4 separate regions of the Homo sapiens genome follow, and all the other regions are linked to region 1. Evidence: chromatin contacts called from ENCODE Hi-C or POLR2A ChIA-PET data. All regions are on one chromosome and are shown on one strand. Each heading gives the region's core, a stretch centred on a gene start or an enhancer-like site at or near the end of the contact. The rest is flanking DNA. Distances are from core to core; before and after follow the strand shown. Region 1 holds the start of NDUFS5 (NADH:ubiquinone oxidoreductase subunit S5). Region 2 holds the start of MFSD2A (MFSD2 lysolipid transporter A, lysophospholipid). Region 3 holds the start of LINC02811 (long intergenic non-protein coding RNA 2811). Region 4 holds the start of LINC01685 (long intergenic non-protein coding RNA 1685).

The links. Hi-C counts contacts between places; a loop is a spot of excess contacts on that map. ChIA-PET counts read pairs that join two places held with the same protein, here RNA polymerase II (POLR2A). Pooled maps may share reads with other maps.
Region 2: a loop to region 1 is called in a pooled map, with 4 times the contacts of the local background. The contact joins the promoter of MFSD2A here to the promoter of NDUFS5 in region 1. A Hi-C loop is called at or near these places in 1 of 50 pooled maps. POLR2A ChIA-PET finds 5 or more read pairs at or near these places in 2 of 52 experiments (HEK293 and MCF 10A).
Region 3: a pooled map shows a loop between it and region 1 (4-fold over the local background). The contact joins the promoter of LINC02811 here to the promoter of NDUFS5 in region 1. A Hi-C loop is called at or near these places in 1 of 50 pooled maps. POLR2A ChIA-PET finds 5 or more read pairs at or near these places in 2 of 52 experiments (CD8-positive, alpha-beta memory T cell and HCT116).
Region 4: a pooled map shows a loop between it and region 1 (6-fold over the local background). The contact joins the promoter of LINC01685 here to the promoter of NDUFS5 in region 1. A Hi-C loop is called at or near these places in 2 of 37 single-sample maps with no recorded cell type and 3 of 50 pooled maps. POLR2A ChIA-PET finds 5 or more read pairs at or near these places in 2 of 52 experiments (BJ and OCI-LY7).

Annotation. Positions count from the first base shown.
Region 1 is chr1:39,024,956-39,027,826 of GRCh38, forward strand. It overlaps NDUFS5 (NADH:ubiquinone oxidoreductase subunit S5), which reads left to right and starts at 1,395. Exons shown (of 3, transcript NM_004552.3): 1 at 1,395-1,447. RefSeq lists enhancers at 1,227-1,476, 1,336-1,922, 1,923-2,508.
Region 2 is chr1:39,953,629-39,956,499 of GRCh38, forward strand. It overlaps MFSD2A (MFSD2 lysolipid transporter A, lysophospholipid), which reads left to right and starts at 1,517. Exons shown (of 14, transcript NM_032793.5): 1 at 1,517-1,757. The coding sequence starts at 1,665. RefSeq lists a silencer at 1,339-1,468.
Region 3 is chr1:39,816,027-39,818,897 of GRCh38, forward strand. LINC02811 (long intergenic non-protein coding RNA 2811) reads right to left here and starts at 1,434. Exons shown (of 4, transcript NR_186710.1): 1 at 1,223-1,434. RefSeq lists enhancers at 717-1,712, 1,561-1,730.
Region 4 is chr1:38,473,694-38,476,564 of GRCh38, forward strand. It overlaps LINC01685 (long intergenic non-protein coding RNA 1685), which reads left to right and starts at 1,503. Exons shown (of 3, transcript NR_146761.1): 1 at 1,503-2,131; 2 at 2,500-2,562; 3 at 2,694-2,791. All of the region lies in intron 2 of LOC105378657 (a long non-coding RNA gene), which reads right to left. RefSeq lists enhancers at 852-911, 942-1,051, 1,332-1,511.

The DNA.
Region 1 (2,871 bases), core at 145-2,644:
ATATATATGTTCTAGTATTTTCCTCCCATACCTCCAATGTATAATATCTCATGCACCCTGTGGTCCACCCCCCAAAGACATACACACAACACTTTAGAGTCTCTGATGTAGTCAAAGGGAGTCATTGGAGGTTCTGGAACAGATGACAGGCATGGTAGCAGTTGATTCACAAACTGAAAGCTGAGACATCAAAGAACTGCGACTGCCTTGGAATGTTTCCCATGTGCTAGCCACCGCCTCAGTGCTTTATACATAAATCAGTTAATCCCTATAGCAAGCCTCCATTGTGAATACCATAATTATCTTAACAGACGAGGAGACTGAGGCACAATGAAGTTAAGAAACTTTCCTAGAGTCACACGAAATTGGTGGGGGCCTACTTTTTTTTTTTTTTTTTTTTTTTTTTTTTTTTTTTTTTGAGACTGAATCTAGCTCTGTCGCCAGGCTGGAGTCCAGTGGCGCGATCTCACCTCACTGCAACCTCCGCCTCCCGGATTCAAGCGATTCTCCTGCCTCGGCCTCCCCCCACTAGCTGGGATTACAGGCACTCGCTGCCACACCCAGCTAATTTTTGTATTTTTAGTAGAGACAGGGTTTCACCATATTGGCCAGGATGGTCTCGATCTCCTGAGCTTGTGATCCGCCCACCTCGGCCTCCCATAGTGCTGGGATTACAGGCCTGAGCCACTGCGCCCGGCTGGGGGCCTACATTTGACCCCACGTGGTGGTTTGGGCTCATAGTCCATGTGCTTAACCACTAGTGGGTAGGCAGGGAGCCAGTGTTCTTTCTCTCCTGTGACTTTGGTGAAGTCTCTCACCACTCAGTGTTGTCGTGAGCATGCTAGGCAGAGTGCAAGAAAGGAGCAAGAACTCACTAATGGCTAGGCCTTCCCTGTGTCTCTGTAATTGATGGGTTTGGGTTTTTTTTCCTTTCTCTCTCTCTACCTCCTCTCTCTCTTCTTCATCCTCTCTCTCTCACTCTCCCCCTGAGATAAGGTCTTGCTCTGTTGCCAGGGCTGGAATGCAATGGAATGGTGTGATCATGGCTCACTACAGCCTCAATCTCCTGGGCTCAAGGGATCCTCCCACCTCAACCTCCTGAGTAGCTGGAACCACAGGCATGCACCACCTCGCCCGGCTAATTTTTTATTTTTTGTAGAGAGGGGAGTTTCGCCATGTTGCCCAGGCTGTTTTCGAACTCCTGGGCTGAAGTGATCTTCCTCCCTCAGCCTTCCAAGGTGCTGGGATTGCAGACGTCAGCCACCGTACCAGGCCAACGGGCTCGGTTTCTATGGTTTTGTGGGGAGACGGCTGAGGGAAGGTCGGCTTCCGGCGTCGCGCTGCAAACGTCTCGCTGAGGTCATCCTTTACGGCAGGCGTCCGCGTCGCTAGCTAGTCGTTCTGAAGCGGCGGCCAGAGAAGAGTCAAGGGCACGAGCATCGGGTAGGTAGGGGCTGCTTATGTCCGCGCGGCAGCTTAGCTTAAGGACCTTCCTTCCGAGGTCTCTTTAACAGATTTCCTCTTGGCTTGCTGTGTGTCCCCTTCTCCCAGACCTGAACTCAGGGCGTGTTCCCTGCCCTCCCAGGCCGCTTCACCTCCACAGCTAATGGCACCGAAGCCTGGAGATTGCCGCTCTCTCCACTTTCCACATTTGTTTAGGTTTTTGCCGGACTAATGTTTTGGCTTTCTGTTTCTTAACCTAAAGTCTACGATCCTTATCCCAGCTTTCCAGGCTCTGCGTGATTTCGGCCCCGCCGGCCTCCTGAGCTCATTTCATTCTTTTCACCGTCATGCACGCTGCGCTCCATTGTCCCCCAAACATAGCCAGCACTTCCGGCTGTAACTCCGGGCTGTTGCCCAACTGGAACACTCTGCCCACTGATCTTCACTTGGCGAACTCGCAAGCCATGTTAAAGGCATTTTCAAGTCTCCGGGCAGAGTTCGTGCTTCCTCCTTCGAGCTCTTACCCACTCGTGTTCCTTGCAGTGTATTCGCAATTCCGAGTGTGTGTCTCTGGTGCTTACGTTGGAGCTGCTTTCCCCCGCATCTGAGTGCCTGGAACGTAACTACTCAGTAAATGATGACTGAGGGATGGGAAGGAACTTAAGAAGTTAAATTCACCTTTTTGTTGAGATGGAGTTTCGCTCTTGTTGCCCAGGCTGGAGTGCAGAGTGGCGCGATCTCGGCTCACTGCAGCCTCTGCCTCCCGGATTCAAGCGATTCTCCTCCCTGAGACTCCCGAGTAGCTGGGATTACAGGCATGCGCCCCCACGCCCGGCTAATTTTGTATTTTTTTAGTAGAGAGAGGGTTTCGCCATGTTGGTCAGGCTGGTCTTGAACTCGCGGCCTCAGGTGATCCGCCCGCCTCGGCCTCCCAAGGTGCTGGAATTACAGGCGTGAGCCACTGCGCCCAACTAAATTCACCTTTAAATCTACCATGAGTACACATTTATATTGATATTTGTGGGTGTGCGCGCGCTTCCTTTCAGTCATTTTAGGCAGTCAGGGTTTGTTTTTGTGTGTGTGTTTTTACATTTAACATTATTATGTATTTGCATGTAAATTTTTTTCCCTACTGTCTGTAATAGTCTACAAAGTAAGTCTTAACCCATTTCTTTCGCTCTGGTTTTTTTTTTTTTTTGAGACAGGATCTCGCTTTGTTGCCCAGGATGGAGTGCAGTGGCCAGGTCATAGCTCACTGAAGCCTTGAACTCCTGGCCTCAGTCTCCTGCCTCAGCCTTAGGAGTAGCTGGGACTACAGGCGCACATACCACCACAAGTGCCTTTTTTTTTTTTTTTTTTTTTTTTTGAGACAGAGAACCTGACCAAAGGATCCAAATTCTTTTTTTCTTCTTCTTCTTTTTTTTTTTT
Region 2 (2,871 bases), core at 267-2,766, 930 kb after region 1:
GTTCCTACCTGAGGAGCTCATTGTCAACCGGGGGATACAGATCACTTGTGGTATGGTGTGACTGTGGGAGAGAAGATTTGGGGGCTGCAAGGGAGCTTAGCTAACCAAGCCTGGAGAGGGGAAAAGAGACAGAACAGTGTCACACAGCTTGGAGTAATGGGGCCAGCCATTCCCTTTCCACAGTATTCAGTGCCTCACTTTGGCTCTCTTCTGCTCAGCAATGGCCAAGAGCTGTGTGCCCAGATGGGATCTGCTGGCGTATGAGGGAGCATGGTGTGACCATCCTGGGGCAGATAGACCTTATCTCTCCTCCCTGCAATCAGAGATTTAAAGAAAGGAAGAAGGAGGCTGACATTAAGGAGCACAGGAACCGGGTGGGTAGCCTTTGAGAGTTCCAGCAGCCCCTTCACTAATCAGAGAACTGGAAAGACCGGGGTGACATTGACATAAGGGACTCAGAGGTGGAACTAAAGACTGTTCTTTTCTGGCATCCGTGCCTGCCTTCTGTTCCAAACTAATGCCCTCCCATCTTCTTTTGAGGACCACATTTCTGGGCATTCTCTTTTTCAAAACTTTCCCTGTTTCAACCCTCAGTGCCTCTGGAGCCATGTATCTCCCAGGGCTTCTTGTTGGGAGACACATACACCCCATTCTGCCGTCTGTAATTTATGCTAAGAGGGATAGAGCAGGGCTGTTGAGAGCAACTGCTTTGGTATCGGACAAAACCTTTCAGGCCTGGCTCTGCTACATAACAGTTGCTTCACTTCTCCAAGTTTCCCCTTCCTGTGCTGTAAAATGGGGATAATAATAGTACCACCCTCACTTGGTGGTTTTTGAGGGCCGAAAGAGATCATATTAAGCATGGAGGAAGCTATCCATAAAAAGGCCACTGTTGTCATAGTGTACTAGCGGGCGTAGCCCCGGCTTCTCTCCACGACTTGGGAGCTCCCTTCTGGCAGGGGCAGCCACTGGATTGCCTCATCTTTCTCCCCATTGCCCGGATGCCAAGGGCAGGACGGGGGAATGGTGTGTCTTCGGGGATGAGAGAGAGGCATCAGGAGGGAAAGTGTCAGCGTACGTCCTCTAGGCTTGAAGAAGGAGAGAGGCCCTGACTCCAGATTTTAAAGTGGGCTTCAGAGCCCCTACCTTTCCTAGGCCTGGGGCTCAGAAGTCATGGGTGGTAGGCCCGACTCGGGGAGAGTCGGACCTTGGGGACCTCGGGGACCTCGGGCAGATCGGGGACCCCGGGCAGATCACTTTCAGCCTGGGGCCTCGGTTTCCTCGCGCGTGTCTGGGAGGTCTCGCGGCCTGCTTCTCGGATTGCTAGGAGCCAGCGCAGGCAGATGCCGGTTCCGGGGCTTGGAGAACGTGGCTCGGTGGCACAGAGCCGCCGGGCGAGGCGGGGGCAGGGAGGCGGGCGACGGGATTGGCTGGAGGCGGGGCAGCGGGGCTCGGGGATTGGCCGCAACCGAGAGGGCTGGGCAGAACTATAAGAGGCGCGGAGGGGGCGTGCAGCAGAGTGCGTTCCTCGTCTGCCAGCCGGCTTGGCTAGCGCGCGGCGGCCGTGGCTAAGGCTGCTACGAAGCGAGCTTGGGAGGAGCAGCGGCCTGCGGGGCAGAGGAGCATCCCGTCTACCAGGTCCCAAGCGGCGTGGCCCGCGGGTCATGGCCAAAGGAGAAGGCGCCGAGAGCGGCTCCGCGGCGGGGCTGCTACCCACCAGCATCCTCCAAAGCACTGAACGCCCGGCCCAGGTGAAGGTGAGGGCCCGGCACCCCGCGTGGAGGGCGAGGGGAGGGAGGAGGCGGAAATGGGGGATCAGGGGCGTCCCGGGGTCGGCCTGGTCAGGGGACCATTGGGATAGCCAGGGACAGGAAGCCTACGAGCCAGAGAGGACCTGGGGGTGCCCTGGGACAGGGGGTGACGGAGAAAAGCTGTGGGCGCCCTCGCCCCCCTTTGCTCACCCGCACTCCACGCTCTGCGGAGAGGCTCTGCCGGCAGCCCCATGTGATTCCCCGCTCTGCCTAGCCGGTTTCCATTCTTCCGTGTTGAGCGGCTGGGGCTTGCCGCCCCAAACCCCAGAGATGACCCCAGAAATCTGGGAAACTCCCCTTGGTTCCCCATCTCTCATCCCCTACCTCCCACTCCACCCACCTACTCTTGCGCCTCAACTCTGCTGTTAGGGCCGCTCAAGTTCATTCATAAGAACAAGAGCTCTGCTCTTAAAGGAGCCGCGTCCCTCAGGCATTTGTCTGAATGTGGATGTTCGCGCGGGAACGGTGCTTTGCGCATCGAGACCATCGACCACATCCCCAGCCCTGGGGACTTATTGAAGGACCAAATAAAATGAGGCGGCCCCCTAGGAAAGGATCTCAGGCAATAGATACCTTCGTGGGAGGTGACTGCCTTTTCCTTTTAATTTTATTAACTGATCTTTGGAAGGAGCTGGGTGAGCAATTATGCTGTTACTATGTATGAGTAATATCTACTTTCCCTGGGCAACCCAACCTCCCTAGTGCCCCACCCGGAGAGGGATCAGGCCTGAACCTGGAGGCCTTTCCTCCCGTCTCCAAGGTCCTCTAGGAGCTCAGGGGTGGAGGGCGATGGGTCGGGAAGCTGGAGAGTAGGACAGTTCCTGGGTCCGCCTGAAGCTCTGGCTGCCTATAGTGGTCAGGGATGCTCTGGGATAGGTGGAACAGCTGCGCCTGCAGCCAGCTGGGCCGGGCCCCCGTAGCTCTCTAGAGCTCTCACCAGGAGTAGGCAGGTGGATCCTGTCTCTGAGGCAGGGTGGGAGCCTGGGCTGGGCTCAGGCAGCTCTTGGCAGCAAGCGGATTTTCAGGTTGTGGCAGCTGGTGCCGGGTGGGGACAGGTCGG
Region 3 (2,871 bases), core at 184-2,683, 790 kb after region 1:
CTGTACTCACTGCTCAGAGCACACTACTGCCAGGGTTGGGTCTGCAGTGGGGCCTTGGAGCTCTCTTTATATCTCACCCCTCACCTTCTAAATGGCAGGTTATGATTTCCTAATATGCTGTGACAGAGCTGAACCCTCCATCCCAGCTGCAGGCACCTGCCTCTGTGGAGTGGCTACTCTAGGCTAGGTACTTCAGCATATTCTCTCTTTTCATCCTCCTGCAGTCCAATTTGGCAGATAAGGAAACTGAGGCCTAGGGAGGTTCTGGGCTCCTGCAGAGCTAGGGGAGGAGGAAGGAAGCAAAGACTAATCAGGCATCCCTTAATTGGACTTGCCTGGGAGGCAGGCACTGGGCCTGAGTAGAGGGTGCTGGGAGCTGAGTGTGGTCAGAATACAGGGAACAGAAAGGCTCAGGGTGACCAAGGCTGAATGGGGGTGGGGCAGGGTCCCTGAGGACAGGGCTGAAGCACTTGGACAACTGACTACAGTGGGGCATTTTCAGGTCTGGGCTTGTGGAGTGGACAGCTGAGGTCCCTGAGTGGGGGCACAGGATGGCTGGAGGGGTTGGGGAGAAGGTGGTGAACCTTGGAGGAATCCAGGAGGGAGATGATGTGACGTCATCTAGGGATGCAGGGGGTGCGAGAGGGGCAAGAAGCAGCAGCACTTGGTGACTGATGGGATATAGAGGTTAGGGAGAAGGCGGGGTGAGAGTGATGACTAACATTTATTGGACACTTTGTATGTGCGTGGCTCAGTAGCAAGTGTTTCCCATTTGTCACAGCACTTAATCCTCAAAACATCCTAATAGTGTTGGTTCTATTGTCACCCCCATCTAACAGATGGGGACTGTGACTCAGCGGTGAGAGTCTTAGCAGAGGTCACAAGCCAGTCCTCAAGTCCCTGGGAACCACTTGGTTCCCACCGTCATCTCCCCCGAGATGCTAGGCTGTTTGTGTCCACCAGGGGGCAGAGAGAGGCCGGGAATTTGAACGGGACCCACGTTTTCCTGCGCTTCCCTTAGCCTTGGCTGTGGTCAGAGATCTTGGTGATCAAGGAGTCTGACCCCCTAGTTCTCACTTTACCATAGGGTAAGCTGAGGCCCATGGAGGGACAGTGACCAGCTCAGGTGGTAGAACCAATCAGAGGCGGACGTGGGCCAGAGCCCAAGACTCCAACCCCCCAGCAGCTTAGACCCCAACCCTGGATCAGGTCACCCCAGCACCTGGGGGGTGGCAGCGGCGACGGGGGCCATGGATTCCGGCCCCAGCCTGTGAATTCCACAGACACCGCGGCTCCACACAACCCACACCCCACTGCACACAGAAAGGATACGGCTGACGCTTCGTGAGCGATGCTGGTTGTCACCAAGTCACTGGTGAAACTGGGAGAGCGCCCCTGGTGAGACGGTGTGAGGATTCATGCAAAGCACGTGACAGAGGGAGTTTCAGGAAGTGAAGCTGTCCTGTGTTGCTGCTGTTTTATTAGTAACAGCAAGCTGCCCAGGCCCACACGAGGCAGGTGTGTCTCATGAGTGTTCTACGGGAGAGGAAGTGAGGCTTAGAGGCCCAAGCCAGGAGTGGAGGAGCTGCGGCTACGGGCTACGGTGCCCATGCCCACACCTGCCTCAGGAGCGCCCTCTTCCTTTGGATGATTCTTTTTTATAGACAGGGTCTTGCTCTGTCGCCCAAGCTGGAGTGCGGTGGTGCAATCATGGCTCCCTGCAGACTTGACCTCTTGGGCTCAGCTTCCCAAGTATCTGGACTACAAGCATGCACCACCACACCTGGCTGATTTTTAATTTTTTTGTAGAGATAGGGTCTTGCTATGTTGCCCAGGCTGGTCTTGAACTCCTGGACTCAAGTCCTCCTGCCTTGGCCTCCCAAAGTGCTGGGATTACAGGCGTGAGCCACCATGCCCACCCAGCCTGGATGATTCTTTTAGTCCGTCATTCATCCCATGAGCATTTGTGCCACATGTGCTCTGAGCCTGGTTCTGTGGTGGGCACTGGTGCCACCCTGGGCCCTGAGGTGCATGAGGGGGCGGAACAAATGGAAATTGAGGCAGGCTAGGCCTAGAGCCTGTGGGCTTCCTGGGACTGGGCACTGAGCAGTGAGCTCGGGAGACAGAAGGCTGAGCCCAAGGCTGTGGGCTTGTGCCACCTCTGCCTAACCAGGGTTTGTTTACCTTCCACCCAGAATCACATAATGGAGGTCCGTTCCTCCCCTGCACAGCATCCTGCCCTCAGGATAGCCTCAGGGCTACCCACACAGATGGGAGCTGCCTCATCTGGGGCCACTCCAGGGCCGGGGGTTCTGCTGGGAAGAAGGCTCCTACATCCTTGCCCCGCTGTCTGAAGCTGGTTTGGGCCAGTGAAGAGGAGCCTTCCCTGGCCGAACTCCTTTTGTCAGCCCAGGGAATATCCAGGTCAGGGGGTGGGGTTTGGCCTGGGGATCAGGGGCCCAGGGTCATGTTTGGGATTATCCTAACAGGCATTGCACCTGCATAAGACAGTGCAGGATGGGTCTGCACAAGACCATATAGAGGAGAGGTGAGCGGGGTTGAAGGCCAGTCCACACCCTGCTCCACTTGGCACTGCTGGGGGCTGGAGCAGGGCTGTATCAGCCTAGAGGAAACAGGTTCTTATTTCTGAGTCATCATGAGCACCACATAGGTTGGCAGTGCCCTGATGGCAACAGTCCCTAAAGCGCAGGGGTGGAGCAAGGCTTGATGTTGGCCTGGAGCTCCAGGGCCAGTTGCTATTTGAATGAAAGAGTTGCAGCAAGCTGGTCTTTTCCCCAAACCCATGGCCCTCAGGTGTTGCTCAGGAGAAGGAGGGATGGAATTGGCCATGGGCTACCACCTCAGGAGGCT
Region 4 (2,871 bases), core at 253-2,752, 550 kb before region 1:
CATATTCCACTTATATGAGGCATCTCGAGTCGTCAAATTTATAGACAGAAAATGAATGGTAGTTGCCAGGAGCTGAGGATAGGGAGAAATGGGAAGGTGTTTAATGGATACAGTTTCAGTTTTGCAAGATGAAAGGAGTTCTAAGGTAGTGGTGACGTTTGCACGACATTGTGAACATAATACCACTAAACTGTATATTTAAAATGGTTAAGATGATAAATTTTGTTGTGTGTATTTTATCCCAATCTAAAAAAGTATCAGTTCCTTCTCTATTAATTTCTATGATGAAACCTCTCAGAGCCCGGAATGGCCCCTTGCATCTAGCATGCATCAATAAATGCGTAAGCGGACGGATGACCAGATCCAGAGTTGGAAGTTACCTTTGGTGAAACCCTCTACCCAGCCTGAATCCTTCCAGGTTGTAGGACACTCACTACCTCTCAAAGCATGTCATTTCTTCTTCATTAGAAAATTCTTCTTCATGCCACCTTTAAGCTGAAATATGACTTCCCTGTAATATTTCCCCTTCCTCGGTGATCATAGCTCTGCCTTCCAGGCCCAGAAAGAACAGGTCAAATTTCTACCTCATCTGACCACCTTCATGCAATAAAAGACAGAGCTCTGTGCACTTGGAGAGTTAAAGCCTCACCCCAAATGCATCTTCCCGGCAGAGAGACAGTCCTTTTGCAGTTAAATCACACTGAAAATCCTCAAGAGGAATATCTGTTTCTGGTTCATTCCAGAGATGCACTAAATGGCAAGAACATGGAGGCAACACATGGACCCGATGGAGTCTCCTTGTGGGAGGGGACTCCCATCTTTGAAGAACAAGAACTATTTATCTAGGAATAGAGAAATCTCTGAGTGAGACACCACCTGTCTTGAAGATGATTCTATGGCAGAGGAAGCCTTGTTTTGGGTCTAAGTCCATAGTATATACGTTACAGCAAAGCAGATTTCAACTCAATTATTTAAAAAAGACTGTAGAACTGCAAGTGCATAAAAACTCATAGAATAGTAGTAACTGTAGGAATCATTACTATTAGGCCCCAGCTTGAACTTCATTGCCCCTTTGAATTCAGGAAATAAATAAGCACATGTACACATACGCACACCCCATATGTCACACCAGGCATTGTGGCGCCATCCATGACTGACACTAAACATTCTAGAAGTATTTCTGTTTTCATGCAGATACACACAGCACAGCTAGTTTCAAAATTAAACCACAATGAAAACTGTCACTACTGACAAGGAACTATGCAAAGACCTTCGGTCTCAGGCCCTTGCTCACTCAGGAGTACCTTGAGACCTGTTTCTTCCTGTTCAGCTGCAGTCACGGTTCTAACCTGGTTCTTCTCACGGCTGGTATCCTCTGACCTTTTATGTCTTGGCAATGACTTCCATGCATTTTGGCAGTGACTGCCTGAATCTCTGATTCAACCCTGATCGCAGCCTCTCGGGCTTTCTCGCTCCTTTAATTCTTTCCGCGGATGGCCACGGCTTTTGCCGCCTGTACCCTTCCTGGAGCAACCCGTGCTTTTGAAAAATGACCATGCCGAAGGGGAACTAACACTCCCAGCCTGGTGCGGGTCTTGTCAATCTGATTTTTAAATGATGGAGGAGGAGGTTTGAGGACAAAGCTCATGGTGGCATTACCACTATCAGGGACGCTGCAAAGATCAAGTGAAAAGGGGAAAAGGCTCTTCTCAATGTGAGCACATTCACAGGCTCTGAGAACAGAGAGGTATTTAAAGTGAACTGGAACAAACCTGCAACATCCGGTGCGTTCTGCCTTCAAAAATAGCTGCCAGTTAGAAAGGGTTATTTACATATTGATTTCATGCTAACTTTGTAATGGAATGTGCTGCCTGCCTGCCTGCCTGAGACCTAACAACTGTCATCATAATTTTTTCTAAAAATACAGTCAGAGAAAAACACTCATTGAACCCTCCACTGGAAAGTAGCTGCAAAAGACCCCCTGATCCCAAACCTGCTTGACAGACCACAGCCAAGGGCAGGGACACTCAACAACTGTAAACGAGGAACATTTCACAGCGGCAGCTGGCCCCTCTCTTCTTCCAACCAGCCAATATTTTTTGTCTTTCTAGAAAACCTGTCTTGTTCAAAGGTAAGAGTGCTGGGGAGTGGGGGGATGCCTCCCTGGAGCAGAGCAGCCTTTGTAGAAACTCCAGCTGGCCTCTCTTCAGAAATAATGGATGGAAAAGGGGCCCGAGTGGCCCACCAGCACCAGCGCTCCACCCTGGGCGCATTTCTGCCACGGTTTCTCCTGGCATCTCTCTACCAAGGATCCCCACTTCTCGCCCCTCCTAATAGCCAGCTTCTAGTGATTCTCACTTGGACTTTTTCCGAACCCATCCCCAACTCACCCCACCCCCACCCCCAGGTTTGTCTCTGTGGATCCCACAGAGCTGAGCCCAGGCAGTTCTGTCGTCGTTCCCCAGTGCAATATTAGCAATTTAAATGCCTCTTTGCCAGGCCTGATGGAGCTGATTCGGTTGTGATCCTGGGCATATGGATGGCATATTTGCTGCGAGCTAGGTGAGACGCGTCCCAGAAGGACCGCTGCCAGCCCCCGCAGCCGCCTTCTCCTGCTCCCGGGAGGCTGGGGCTGGCCGCGGAGCAGCGAAACCGGCCGGATCCAGGGTAACTGCGGCCCACTTTGTTTTCAGCCGGCCCCCGCTGCTGCGGACAAATCTTTCATTCATGAACAGGAGCTTGTTAGGCCAACTCCGGACTCTAAAGCCACTTAATTAAATTGTGGAAAGTCGCTTGGTCCCGGTGGGAAATTTGCACACAAAGACCCGGGGTCCGCGCCCCCCCCACCCAGGAGCGCCGCCACAAAACCGG